Linked DNA regions of Homo sapiens: regions 1 and 2 are each linked to region 3. Evidence: chromatin contacts called from ENCODE Hi-C data. All regions are on one chromosome and are shown on one strand. The core of a region is the stretch at or near the end of the contact, and the rest is flanking DNA. Distances in the headings are between cores, read along the strand shown. Region 1 overlaps PRPF6 (pre-mRNA processing factor 6). Region 2 holds the start of TCEA2 (transcription elongation factor A2). Region 3 has its middle 4.3 kb from the start of BHLHE23.

Evidence for each region. Hi-C counts contacts between places; a loop is a spot of excess contacts on that map. Pooled maps may share reads with other maps.
Region 1: a pooled map shows a loop between it and region 3 (32-fold over the local background). The contact joins two enhancer-like sites. A Hi-C loop is called at or near these places in 2 of 37 single-sample maps with no recorded cell type and 3 of 50 pooled maps.
Region 2: a loop to region 3 is called in a pooled map, with 7 times the contacts of the local background. The contact joins the promoter of TCEA2 here to the enhancer-like site in region 3. A Hi-C loop is called at or near these places in 2 of 37 single-sample maps with no recorded cell type and 2 of 50 pooled maps.

Annotation. Positions count from the first base shown.
Region 1 is chr20:64,009,304-64,013,516 of GRCh38, forward strand. It overlaps PRPF6 (pre-mRNA processing factor 6), which reads left to right. Exons shown (of 21, transcript NM_012469.4): 10 at 897-1,015; 11 at 1,982-2,200. Among named protein-coding and RNA genes, the nearest start is that of C20orf204, 25 kb to the right of the region's middle. RefSeq lists an enhancer at 2,139-3,338. Within about 2 kb of position 2,233, at least 4 of the 41 ENCODE cell types and tissues checked have a DNase peak (open chromatin) inside an H3K27ac peak, as active enhancers do.
Region 2 is chr20:64,061,758-64,066,030 of GRCh38, forward strand. It overlaps TCEA2 (transcription elongation factor A2), which reads left to right and starts at 1,441. Exons shown (of 10, transcript NM_003195.6): 1 at 1,441-1,627. The coding sequence starts at 1,556. RefSeq lists enhancers at 822-951, 962-1,011, 4,038-4,087 and a silencer at 1,342-1,701.
Region 3 is chr20:63,009,226-63,013,223 of GRCh38, forward strand. No RefSeq gene overlaps it. Among named protein-coding and RNA genes, the nearest start is that of BHLHE23, 4.3 kb to the left of the region's middle. RefSeq lists silencers at 483-782, 793-872 and enhancers at 1,193-1,512, 3,713-3,862. Within about 2 kb of position 1,251, at least 2 of the 41 ENCODE cell types and tissues checked have a DNase peak (open chromatin) inside an H3K27ac peak, as active enhancers do.

The DNA.
Region 1 (4,213 bases), core at 983-3,482, 1.0 Mb after region 3:
GAGAGGTATTTCAGACACTGGCATTTTTTCGTAAATATTTGAAGTGAATTACGTAGATCTTAAGTGTGCAGTTTGATGTCTTCACAAGTGCATGCACCCCTGTAACCCACACTCGACCAAGGCATAGAGCATTTCCAGGGTGGGCACCGTGGCTGACGCCCATAATCCCAGCACTTTGGGAAGCCGAAGCGGGCGGATCACTTGAGATCAGGAGTTTGAGACCAGCCTGGCCAATATGGTGAAACCCCGTCCCTACTAAAAATACAAAAATTAGCCAGGCGTGGTGGTGCGCACCTGTAGTCCCAGCTACCTTAGAGGCTGAGACAGGAGAATCTCTGAACCCAGGAAGCGGAGGTAGCAGTCAGCTGAGATCGTGCCATTGTACTCCAGCCTGGGCAATAGAATGAGACTCTGTCTCAAAACAAAAACAAAAACATTTCCATCCCCGCAGAAAGTCCCCTGGTGCCTCTCAATCAATCCATACTATCCCCATTCGTTGGCAGTCATGCTTCTGACTTATTTTACCAAGATTAGTTTTGCCTCTTTTCAGACGTCACATAAAGGGAGTCATATAGTATAAACTGTTTTGGGACTGGTTTCTTTTGTTCAGCATGTTTTTGAGGTTCATTCCCGTGGTCACTGGTTTCCTGAGTCCTGTTGATATGACCCTGGCAGTCTTCAGTCACTTCCTTGCTTTCTGCTACCACAAGATGCTCCGTTTGTCCTTGTTTGTGTCTGCCCCAGACCTGAAGGAAGCCACATAAAGGGCAGGTGTGTGGTCCCTGACTGTCAACCAGGGAAGTCCGTCTCATCCTGACCAGCAGCATGCTCACCACATGAGCCTCCTGTTTTTATCTCCTTTTCTGTGACGTGGTTTCTCGTTTGACCTTTCCTAGCCCTCGAGCATGTTCCAAACTCGGTTCGCTTGTGGAAAGCAGCCGTTGAGCTGGAAGAACCTGAAGATGCTAGAATCATGCTGAGCCGAGCTGTGGAGTGCTGCCCCACCAGCGTGGAGGTGAGTCTGGCGGGCTCAGGGCCACCAGAGCCCAAAGTGGCCAAGGCCTGAGCCCAGGTTCAGTGTCTGGAAGTGATGATACAAGTGGAGCATTGAGCTCACTCAGGCTGCAATTTCTGGGAGCAGAAGGCCCTGTGGAACCCCAGGATGCCGTTCTGTACATAGCCGCTAGGCAGGGTGGTCAGTGGCCTCAGCTAGCTGTGCTCTTAATGGACGTGCAGGGAGAATCTTAGCTCATACCTGACCACTGCAGAAAATTCTCTGTTGGGCAGTTGCTCAGGGGCCATTTCCTCTCAGCAGCCCAGAGTTTGTCATGGGAGCCGAAGGTGGCAGCGTGATAGAAAACATTGCTTTCTGTCAGCTCCGCATGACTGCTCTTTGCCTCTAAGCTAAGTGGGATTTCTTTGGTTTTAAGCATTCCAGTTCACAGCATTCTGTGCAGTGATTTTTAGTCTTGGTTTTATGATACCTAGTATGTCTTTAATTATCCTAAGGGGTATTGTGAAATTCTCCAAACAACATTAATCTTATTTTATTTACATAAAAATGAATAAAGCCCGTACACATCTTAGGGATGGAATGCTGCAGAACCAAGGGTCTGGGAACTTCAGGAGGCTGAACACCCTTCTGTGTGTTTAGCCTGTGAGGGCAGTAGCCTCATCCTGCTCGTCTGTGCCAGCCCCTGGTATCAGGTCTGGCGTGCTGTGTGCCTGGAGGCTGTGTTTGTGAACATTCAACTGAGAATCTTTTGATGCTCACGAGAGTCACTAAATGAGTCAGAAGCATAAAGGAACAGTTGGTCAGGTGAGAAGTGCTGCTGTGGACACTTCTCAGGCCATGTTCAGATGGTTCTCGAGAGCTAAGAAAGAACGTGGTGGCCAACGCTGGAGGGTGGGTCGCTGTCTGGCCTGCAGCTGTCCCCCCAGCACAGTGTCCTCTCCTTTTTCTCGTGTCCTCTCCGCGTAGCTCTGGCTTGCTCTGGCAAGGCTGGAGACCTATGAAAATGCCCGCAAGGTCTTGAACAAGGCGCGGGAGAACATTCCTACAGACCGACATATCTGGATCACGGCTGCTAAGCTGGAGGAAGCCAATGGGAACACGCAGATGGTGGAGAAGATCATCGACCGAGCCATCACCTCGCTGCGGGCCAACGGTGTGGAGATCAACCGTGAGCAGTGGATCCAGGTGGGCCGCAGGCGGGTGTCGTGGTGTCTGCTTTAACAGTGCACATGCAGCACGTGAGAGTCCCACGCAGGACTGGGGGTTGCTGGATGGTACTGGGGAGTCCTGTGCCAAACCAGAAGCAGGCACAGGTGTGAATGGGCCCTGAGGGACCTGGGCATGCCCACTGTCGCTCTTGATGGATTCAGGCCTGGAGTTCGTCTTGGGGTGAACACTTCAGAAGCCCTTTCAGTGTGTGCACACCTGACTGCATTTCTTTGCTAGTAGAAATGATACACCTACGAGAGGAGGACAGGAAGTCTCATGGCTTCTTTCTTTGCTAGTAGAAATGATACACCTACGAGAGGAGGACAGGAAGTCTCACGGCTTCTTTCTTTGCTAGTAGAAATGATACACCTACGAGAGGAGGACAGGAAGTCTCACGGCTTCTTTCTTTGCTAGTAGAAATGATACACCTACGAGAGGAGGACAGGAAGTCTCACGGCTTCTTTCTTTGCTAGTAGAAATGATACACCTACGAGAGGAGGACAGGAAGTCTCACGGCTTCTTTCTTTGCTAGTAGAAATGATACACCTACGAGAGGAGGACAGGAAGTCTCACGGCTTCTTTCTTTGCTAGTAGAAATGATACACCTACGAGAGGAGGACAGGAAGTCTCACGGCTTCTTTCTTTGCTAGTAGAAATGATACACCTACGAGAGGAGGACAGGAAGTCTCACGGCTTCTTTCTTTGCTAGTAGAAATGATACACCTACGAGAGGAGGACAGGAAGTCTCACGGCTTCTTTCTTTGCTAGTAGAAATGATACACCTACGAGAGGAGGACAGGAAGTCTCACGGCTTCTTTCTTTGCTAGTAGAAATGATACACCTACGAGAGGAGGACAGGAAGTCTCACGGCTTCTTTCTTTGCTAGTAGAAATGATACACCTACGAGAGGAGGACAGGAAGTCTCACGGCTTCTTTCTTTGCTAGTAGAAATGATACACCTACGAGAGGAGGACAGGAAGTCTCACGGCTTCTTTCTTTGCTAGTAGAAATGATACACCTACGAGAGGAGGACAGGAAGTCTCACGGCTTTCTTTGCTAGTAGAAATGATACACCTACGAGAGGAGGACAGGAAGTCTCACGGCTTCTTTCTTTGCTAGTAGAAATGATACACCTACGAGAGGAGGACAGGAAGTCTCACGGCTTCTTTCTTTGCTAGTAGAAATGATACACCTACGAGAGGAGGACAGGAAGTCTCACGGCTTCTTTCTTTGCTAGTAGAAATGATACACCTACGAGAGGAGGACAGGAAGTCTCACGGCTTCTTTCTTTGCTAGTAGAAATGATACACCTACGAGAGGAGGACAGGAAGTCTCATGGCTTCTTTCTTTGCTAGTAGAAATGATACACCTACGAGAGGAGGACAGGAAGTCTCATGGCTTCTTTTACTCTTCCCCTCTCCCCCACACCCTTTTTTTTTTTTTTTTTTTGAGAGGGAGTCTTTCTGTCACCCAGGCTAGAGGGCTAGAGTGCAGTGGCACGATCTTGGCTTACTGCAACCTCCACCTCTTGGGTTCAAGCAGTTCTCCTACGTCAGTCACCTGAGTAGCTGGGATTACAGGCACCCGCCACCATACCCAGCTAATTTTTGTATTTTTAGAAGAGACAGAGTTTCACCATGTTGGCCAGGTTGGTCTCGAACTCCTGACCTCAAGCAACCTGCCCGCCTTGGTCTTCCCTGTCTTTTATCTTTGTCTGTAGACTTAAGGCTATAGAAAAGTTTCCAAAGATGATCTAACTTAGGAAGTAGGGCTTGGGTTCCCTCTAATGCCTTCTTTTAAGGAGTCACCCACTGAGTTATGTTTCTCTCAAGAAAAATAAATAATGAAATTACTATTTTCTGTTATATTTTATGACAGTTTGTCTTTCTTTCCTTCCTTCCTTTCTTCTTCTTTCTTTCTTTCCTTCTTTCTTTCTTGAGACAGGGTCTCGCCGTGTTGCTCAGGCCGGAGTGCAGTGGTGCAGTCATG
Region 2 (4,273 bases), core at 191-2,690, 1.1 Mb after region 3:
GCTGTTGTTGGCCAGGGCTGGAGTGCAATGGTGCTATCTTGGCTCACTGCAACCTCCGCCTTCCGGGTTCCAGCAATTCTCCTGCCTTAGCCTCCCAAGTAGCTGAGATTACAGGTGCCCGGCACCACACCTGGCTAGTTTTTGTATTCTTTGTAGAGACGGGGTTTCACCATATTGGCCAGGCTGGTCTCGAACTCCTGACCTCAGGTGATCCACCCGCCTGGGCCTCCCAAAGCGCTGGGATTACAGGCATGAGCCACTATTGCCCGGCTAAGATGAGTCTCTTAACTGACCATATTTTCCTTTTCATTTTGGCTGCGGGGAAGCTCAGTTATATGTGATTAGTGCCACAGACAGCCCAAGAAATGCTCAGCCCATTCCACCTGCCACCTGGCCTCATAGTTCGTTGGCCTGAACTTGAATGACTACAGGCTCCTTGATCCACACCCTCCCCCAGGATTGTGCCCTCTCCAGGAAACCACCCAGCATCTGCATTACTGGGGAGCTGCCAGGCAGTGGTGGGGATGCTGGCCCTGCACCTGTCCCCGTCCTCAACCCTCCCTAGGCCTGGGCCATCTCTCTGGCTGCCTGCAGTCTGGCCCTACCTAGGGACCTCCAACAACAATGTCAATGAACACTAATTGTCATGCTCCATCCCCTCTCTGTTCTCAGGCATGTGATGTGAATCAGCTGACATCATCTTGACGGGAGCCCTGTGAGGCGGACACTTAACTCCAGTTTCACAGGTGGGGAGACTGAGACACAGTGGTCAACGTGCAGAGCCCAGAATCTGCTCCCTGGTAGCTGACTTTGCAGGCAGGGGCCTTGCCCACGCAGCCTCGGCAGAGGCCCCCGCACTTCGCGAACCCCAGCAATGGCCCCTTCCAGACGCCACGTCCAGCTACCGCGCGCTCACACCTGCAGGGCCCCACAAGAGGCCTCCCAGTGTGCGCGGGCCTCTTGAAGAAGTAACTCTACTCAGAAGCCCGAATGACCCAAACTGGGCTCTGGGAGGCTGGGGACGGCCTTCTAGGCCAAGTGGGGCGCGCGCAGGGCTCAGCGGGGCCCAAGAGAAGGGCTGAGGGCACTGGGTCCTGAGCCACCCACCGAAGGACGCCGCGGGACAGCAAGGCCCGAAGCAGGAGGAGAGAAGGGAGCAGATTCCTGGGCCTCCTGGGGCCCGGTCGCTCCGGGATGTCTGAGCTCTGGGAGGGGCGTGCCCGGGGCGCCTCCCTCGCGGGGTATTGTGGGATCACGAGTCACTGGCGACGGTGGGTCAGGACTACACTTCCCAGGAGGCTGTGCGCGCCGCGTGGCGCCTGGGAGTTGTGGTCCAGAGCGCGGGCGCGGCGGGCGCGGCAGGCGGGCGCGTGGACTACGCATCCTAGGATGCCGCGCGCGGCCGCGGGGCCGAGGGTTTGAACCGGGGGTCTGTCGTCCGCGGCGGGGCTGCGTCGGCTGCGGCGGGTGTGGGAGGTGGCGACGGCCGGGGCCGGGGTCCTGCCCGGCTGCGGAGGCGGGCGCGACGGGCGCGGGGGTCGCTGCTCCTGAGGCGATGATGGGCAAGGAAGAGGAGATTGCGCGGATCGCCCGGAGGCTGGACAAGATGGTGACCAAGAAGAGCGCGGTGAGGGGCGCGGGCCGCCAGGACCCCGGGAACCCCGCCCCGCCGAGACCCCGTCGAGCCCGCCGACCCCCGTTAGGGCCGGAAGACGACCTGAGGGGCAGGACGAGACCCCTCCCCGGCAGAGACTAACCGGGACGCAGGGGAGACCCCCACCCGTGGCCGAGACCCCTGCCCCGGGCCAGCCCTGCCGTTCACTCCCGCAACCCCGGCAGAGGCCGCGATCAGGCCTGGACCTTGTCCCGGGAGAGCCACCCGCTCTGGACTCAGACCCCTCCCTCGCCCGCAGTCACAGGCTCCGCACCCTTCCCTGTCCCTTAACTCCAGACCCCCAGCCTGGCCCGTCGACTCCTTCCTTGGCCCTGTCCCGCCTCTCGGAGCCCCCGGGGTGTTCGGGCCTCCTCTGCGGGCCGCGCCAGCCCCTTGCCTTCCTCCATCCCGGCCTGGGCATCCTCACAGGCCGAGCCCCGCCCCCCAACTCAGCCCTCTCCCACGCTCCGTCTCTTACAGCGTTTGTCACCCTCCGTCTCCCATAGCATTTGTCGCCGGCAACAGTTTGGAGTCTGAGGTTGGATCCCCTTTTCTTCTGGAGCTTCCGTGCCTCCCCTGCCTCTTCCCAGCCCTTGTCATCCTCCTTCACAGGCCAGCCAGATACCTGTCTTGCCTGTGGGCCCATTTTCTTCCCTGTCTGTCCCCACCCCACAAGAACCAGGTTTCTCTAATAAATTCTCTCCCTTCTTTAGCCAGGACTTAGCCCGCAGCAACTTGGGTTGTGGGTAGTTATGTGGACACCCTCCGAAAAGAGCCGGTGTGCTTATATAAGAGCCAGGAGGTCGGGCAAGCCTCCTCTGGGAGTGTCTGGGCGCTGGAGCCTCTGGCCGGCTCTGTTCACTGCGGCCTGGGCCTCTGTTGTCTTGCGGCCACAGCGAGACTTTGGAGGAGGCTGTGTGTGAGGACTTTGAAGGGGCCAGGTCAGTGGGGGTCCAGTTCCAGCGTCATGACCTTGGCAACCTCTGCACCCTCCCACAGAAGCATCTTTAGAGGATGCTGCCTGCCTCCTGGGGGGTGGGGAGGGGTCTGGCCGCAGGTCATTTGGAGCTCCTGGCTGGCTCAATAAACGTGACCTGTGCTTTCCCACCCAGACTGTGAACTCCTGGGGCAGGGCCAGCTGTGTGTCTGCCAGGCCAGCCCAGGGCGGTGAAGGTGGCTGAGTCATGGGCTTTGGGTGATTTGTGCAGCCACCCCAGGGCTGTGTGACTGCAGTGGGGGTTTGGGGGAAGCTTTTTGGGCTGAGCAGGGTTGAGTCTGGGTTCCTGTGACCAGCGTTCTGGACTGGGGTCTGCCCTGGGAAGGGGTGGGCTCCCACTCATTCCTGCTGGGTGCAGCACCCCCATCATTGCGTTCACACACACCCCGGAAAACTGGTCAGCACAAAGTAGGGGTCTGCGAACCATTCATAGCTGTTTCCAGAGATGACCCGAGAATGGAGTTGTTCCCCTTCTTAAAGGAGACAAAACACAAACGATAAAAGCTGTAGGTGGGAGAAGCAAAGATGGGTCATGGAGCCAGGGGAGGGCTGGGTGGGGCTGGGCAGAACTGATGGGGGGTTTCTGGTGGAAGAACAGCTTGAGTAGAAGCCCCAGGGGAGAATGAGGAGGGGAGGCGGGCGCTGTGCAGTGGGGAGTGGGAGCCAGCAGAGCCTCCTGGGGGTCCCAGTGCCTGAGGTCCCCTCGGGGACCTGGGGGCCAGGTGTGGGGGTTTTTTTGCCTCTGGACCTGAGCCCACTGAGAGCCACGTAAGCAGGTGCAGGGCTTTCAGGGGACAGTGGCCTTGGCTCTGGCTATCACCTCAAGGCTGGACTCTGTACAGCCCAAGAGGCAGGGCCTGCCTGGGAGGGCTCAGGAGGGGCTGCAGCGTGAGCAGACTATGCCACCCGGATTGCTGGGGTTGTGCGGGCGGTAGGTGGGACAAGCCCCTCCCATGGCCTGTGGGTCGTGGGACTCTGATCAGGTCACCTTAGGGCAGAGGGAATGATACACACGTGGAAACACATGCACGTGTTACAGAGGAGATGGGGTGTTGCAGGGCACAGTTGCAGTTTTAAACAGGAGAGGCCTTGCTGAGAAGGTGTTGTTGAAATAAAGCCCGGGAGGGAGGGAGGGAGGGAGGGAGACGTTGTGGGAGGCCGCCCCAGGCGGTGGAGCTGCAGGTGCAGAGGGCCTCGGTGGCGGCTCAGCGCCCTTGGGGAGCACTGAGTTGCCGGGCCTGGTGTGGAAATGTGACCGGTTTGTGCCTGGCCTCGTCAGTGTTGAGGACCTGGAGGAAACGCAGATCTTGGGTGGGGAGACAAGGCGGAGAGAACGAGGTGCATTGGAACAGTCCAGGCGAGGGGTGCTGGCCTGCTTGGGGGCAACTCAGAGGCCTGGAGGATAGATGAGGAGGGGGGCTGTGGGCCTTGTAGGTGTTGGCTGTGGCCGTGCCTGGAGTGGAGGGACCCTTGAAAGTTTGGCCTCAGCTCGGGACACTGATGTTCCCGGGTTGGCCCTTCATGAGAGTTTGGCCTCAGCTCGGGACACTGATGTTCCTGGGTTGGCCCTTCACAGCTGGTGGGCGGGGGGTGCTTTGGGGAGAGGCTGCCCTGCGCATCAG
Region 3 (3,998 bases), core at 1-2,500:
TTCGGTGCGACGCTGCCACCTGCTGGCTGTCTGGGAGTTGCACCCAGAGGCTCAGAACCCGTGTTTCTCAGAGGGCCCGGGAGGGGCGAAACTGCGGGTTCCCAGGCCCTCCCGGATTCTGCGCAGGTGGACGCTGGGGGCTGTTTCACAGGCGCCCACATGATAGGGGAGCTGGAGGAACCTGCCGTCTCCGCCATCGAGCGCCCCTCCGAGCTGGGGTTGGACGCTGCCAGTTTGCACAGCAGCAGGTGAGCCTGGGGGGTTGAGGGCTGAGCGGGGGTCCCAGCCGATGAAGCAGCCCCGCACCTTGGCCAGCTTCTCGAACCTCCTCTGGGCAGAGGCTGTGGAGGCTGCGAAGCGGCGGAGGCGTTGACCAGGCCAGCTGCTCAGCCTTTCTGGCCTCAGTTTCCACAGCTGTAAAGTGGGGTCTGTCCACAACACGTGTGGTCTAGCGACGGCCCTGCGGAGTGGGTCTGTAACTGCGGACTCACTTGTCCCGGGCTGTTCTGAACCGGTGGTTCCCCCGCCCTCCCAGGAGACAGCACCTGTGGCCGGCAGCCGCCCCTGCAGCGGCCCCTGGCTCCCACCGCGCCCTGGCCCTGGGGGTGCCCAAAGACCGGGGTGTGCTGTGGCCCGAGTGAGCACCCTGTGGGCGTCACTGCTGTCCATGCTGCTGGGATTGGGGAAGGGAGGTCTGGTGGGGCACAGTGGGCGCACCAGGAGGTCAGGCTGGGTGGGGGGAGCGGGAGGGAGCCCCCGCTGGGTGGTCTTGGGCCAGCCAGCTTCTTGCCTGCAGGGCAATGGTGCTAGTAACTGGAACAACCCACCCTGCCTCTCCCAGAGACGGCGCCTCCTCAGTGCTCCCCTTCCACAGGACGTAGGGTCTTCTAGAGATCAAAACAGGGAGGAGGAAAGAAATCCTACCGCAGGCCCCTGCCCCGACCCTGGGACCCACACTGTTTGGCTTCTAGGGACAACGCCCAGGCCCTGGGATTTGAAGACTCCACCTTTTCTTTCGTGTGTATATGTGCTCTGTCAAAATGTGTATCACATGAAGTTGATCGTTGTGACCATTTTCAGGTGCACAGCCCAGGGGCATTGTACACAACCGCGGTGTTGTGCAGCCGACGCCCCCATCCAACTCCAGAATGTTTGTATCTTCCCAAACTGAAACTCTGTCCCCAGTAACCCCGGCTCCCCTCCTCCCCCACCCGCTGGAAACCACGACTCCGCCGCCCACCTCTGCATTTGACTGCTCCAAGTACCTCAGGAAATGACCTCATGCGGTCTCCGCACGTTCGCGTCCATCTTGTTTATTTCCAGCGTTTGGCCCGTGGGAGCGATGAGCGCACCTGTTCAGCCCCTGCTTTCAGTTCTTTCAGGGAGTTCTCACGTGGTCTTCAGAGGTTCCCACACGCTGCTTCCCACAGCAGCTGCACCATTGTACATTCCAACAGCAACGGACAAGGGCTCCAATCTCTTCGTATTCTTGCAAACATTTACTATTTTATGTGGTTTTTTTTTCTTTTCTTTTTTTTTTTTTTTTTTTGAGACGGAGTCTCGCTCTGTCGCCCAGGCTGGAGTGCAGTGGTGCGATCTCGGCTCACTGCAAGCTCCACCTCCCGGGTTCCCGCCATTCTCCTGCCTCAGCCGCCCGAGTAGCTGGGACTACAGGCGCCCGCTACCACGCCCGGCTAATTTTTTGTATTTTTATTAGAGACGGGGTTTCACCGTATTAGCCAGGATGGTCTCGATCTCCTGACCTCGTGATCCACCCGCCTCGGCCTCCCAAAGTGCTGGGATTACAGGCGTGCGCTACTGCCCGGTTTGAAAAGGCAATTGAGGTTTCTAAACTCCTACTAAAGGAAATAATTCCTAGAGTTGGGCTGCCTAAGAGCTTACAGAGCGATAATGGCTCACCTTTCACAGCGACAGTTACCCGAAACACATCTTCAGCCCTAGGAATTCAGTGCCGCCTTGACTCGGCACGGAGGCCACAGTCTTTGGGGAAAGTAGAAAGAGCTAATCAAACTCTAAAAAGGACTCTTGCTAAACTATGCCAAGAGACATCAGAAACCTGGAGGTCTTTATTACCTGTAGCCTTATTACGGGTTCGAATGGCCCCTAAGGGAAATCTGCATCTCAGCACTTTTGAAATAATGTATAGAAGGCCTTTCTTAACTACAGACCTCCTAATAGACATAGATACTTTCAAGCTACAGAATTATGTGATCAACTTAGGACAAGTGCAAAACGCACTCCTTGACTATGGAAATCAGAGACTCCCTTCCCCCACTGAGGAAGACAATCTGGTTCCAACCCAGCTGGGAGACTGGGTCCTATTGCAAACTTGGAAGGAAGGATCCTCAGCAGATCAACTTTCCCCCCAAGTGGAGGGGACTCTATCAAGTTCTCCTTAGTACCCCAACTACAGTTAAACTTCTGGGAATAAACAGCTGGGTCCACTTATCTCAAATTAAACCTGTCTCTTATAAAGCCCCACAGGCCAACGGAACACAAGAGACTGATCCCGTTTATTCCCGTGAGCCAGTCAGTGACCTCTGATTCCTGTTCCTAAGAAATGAGAGGGATGGGGGGCATAAATACCTGGATTGGCATTCTACTTTTAGGCACAAGTTGGAATCATGCAGAGAGTGATTTATTTACTGAGTAGGCACAGACTTTAGCCTGTCTACATAATCACATAAACGGTTGGGTATGTGGAGAATTGCCACTTTCCTCCACCTCTGGGTTGCCCTGGCATAGTCAACTGGCCAGCCTAAGTCTGTGGGGATTTTACGTTCCAGACCATTACCCAGGCTATGAGAGCTTTAGAGCTCACGTCTCTGCCATTGATGAGCTGTCAGTCAGTCCTCTATTGGCTTGGTTCCAACAGCTGCCCAGTTCTTGGAAAGCCTTTCTGTTTAGCTAGTTTACTTGGAATGATTTTATTTATTTTGCTTTGCTATTGTAGAATATATTGCGGTTGTACTCTTTGTGTAGGAATGCATGACAAGCTCACTCAACACTTTCTTCAGTTGGACATTTTTTTGTTTTTTTTTTGTTTTTTTTTGAGACGGAGTCTTTCTCTGTAGCCCAGGCTGGAGTGCAGTGGCATGATCTTGGCTCACTGCAACCTCCACCTTCTGGGTTCAAGTGATTCTCCTGCCTCAGCCTCTTGAGTAGCTGGGATTACAGGCGCACACCACCATGCCTAGCTAATTTTGTATTTTTAGTAGAGACGGGGTTTCTCCATGTTGGTCAGGCTGGTCTTGAACTCCTGACCTCAGATGATCCACCCGCCTCAGCCTTCCAAAGTGCTGGGATTACAGGTGTGAACCACCATGCCCATCCTGTTTTTCCTTCTTAAATGAGACAAGAGGGATAGAGAATGGGGCTGTGTGTTTCCCTTCCCAACATAAAAGACTGGAGGGAGCTGGAGTTGATACTTCCCTTCCTCCAGGTTGGTTAGACTCTGATTAAACTCTGGTACGTTAAAAATAGTTTCTCTTGAGGGCAGAGGAAGAACAGAATGCTCTGGCATATTTCGAAAGTGCTACTTCTCCCCTCCCCTTGTCCAAAGCACAAGGGGATTTTTCTCTGGTATTTACCTGGGGGATCTGGTAGAGTTTGTGCAGGTAAAACTCACAGAAGTGTGGCCTCCACCCTAAGACTGGGCCCTGGAGTTTTTAACTGTCAAGCTTGGCCACACAGCCTCCAGCAATCTGCCAGTGACAGTTTAGGTTTTCCCAACCTGGCAGTGGTTCCCAGGGAGGTGTCTGCTCTGCAGAATTGGGATTCTCTGCATCTGTCTGTCGTCTCTACAACTTTTTTGGGCAGTGGTTTGCCCTGTGACCTCATCATCTGTTGAATATAAGAAATATTATTGACTTTCAGTTTGCTCACGTTTTGTTCTTGTGAAAAGATTGATTGTTTCCAAGCTTCTCACACAGTGGACTAGAAATTGATTCATTTCATTTATCCTTTTTGGGTTTGTG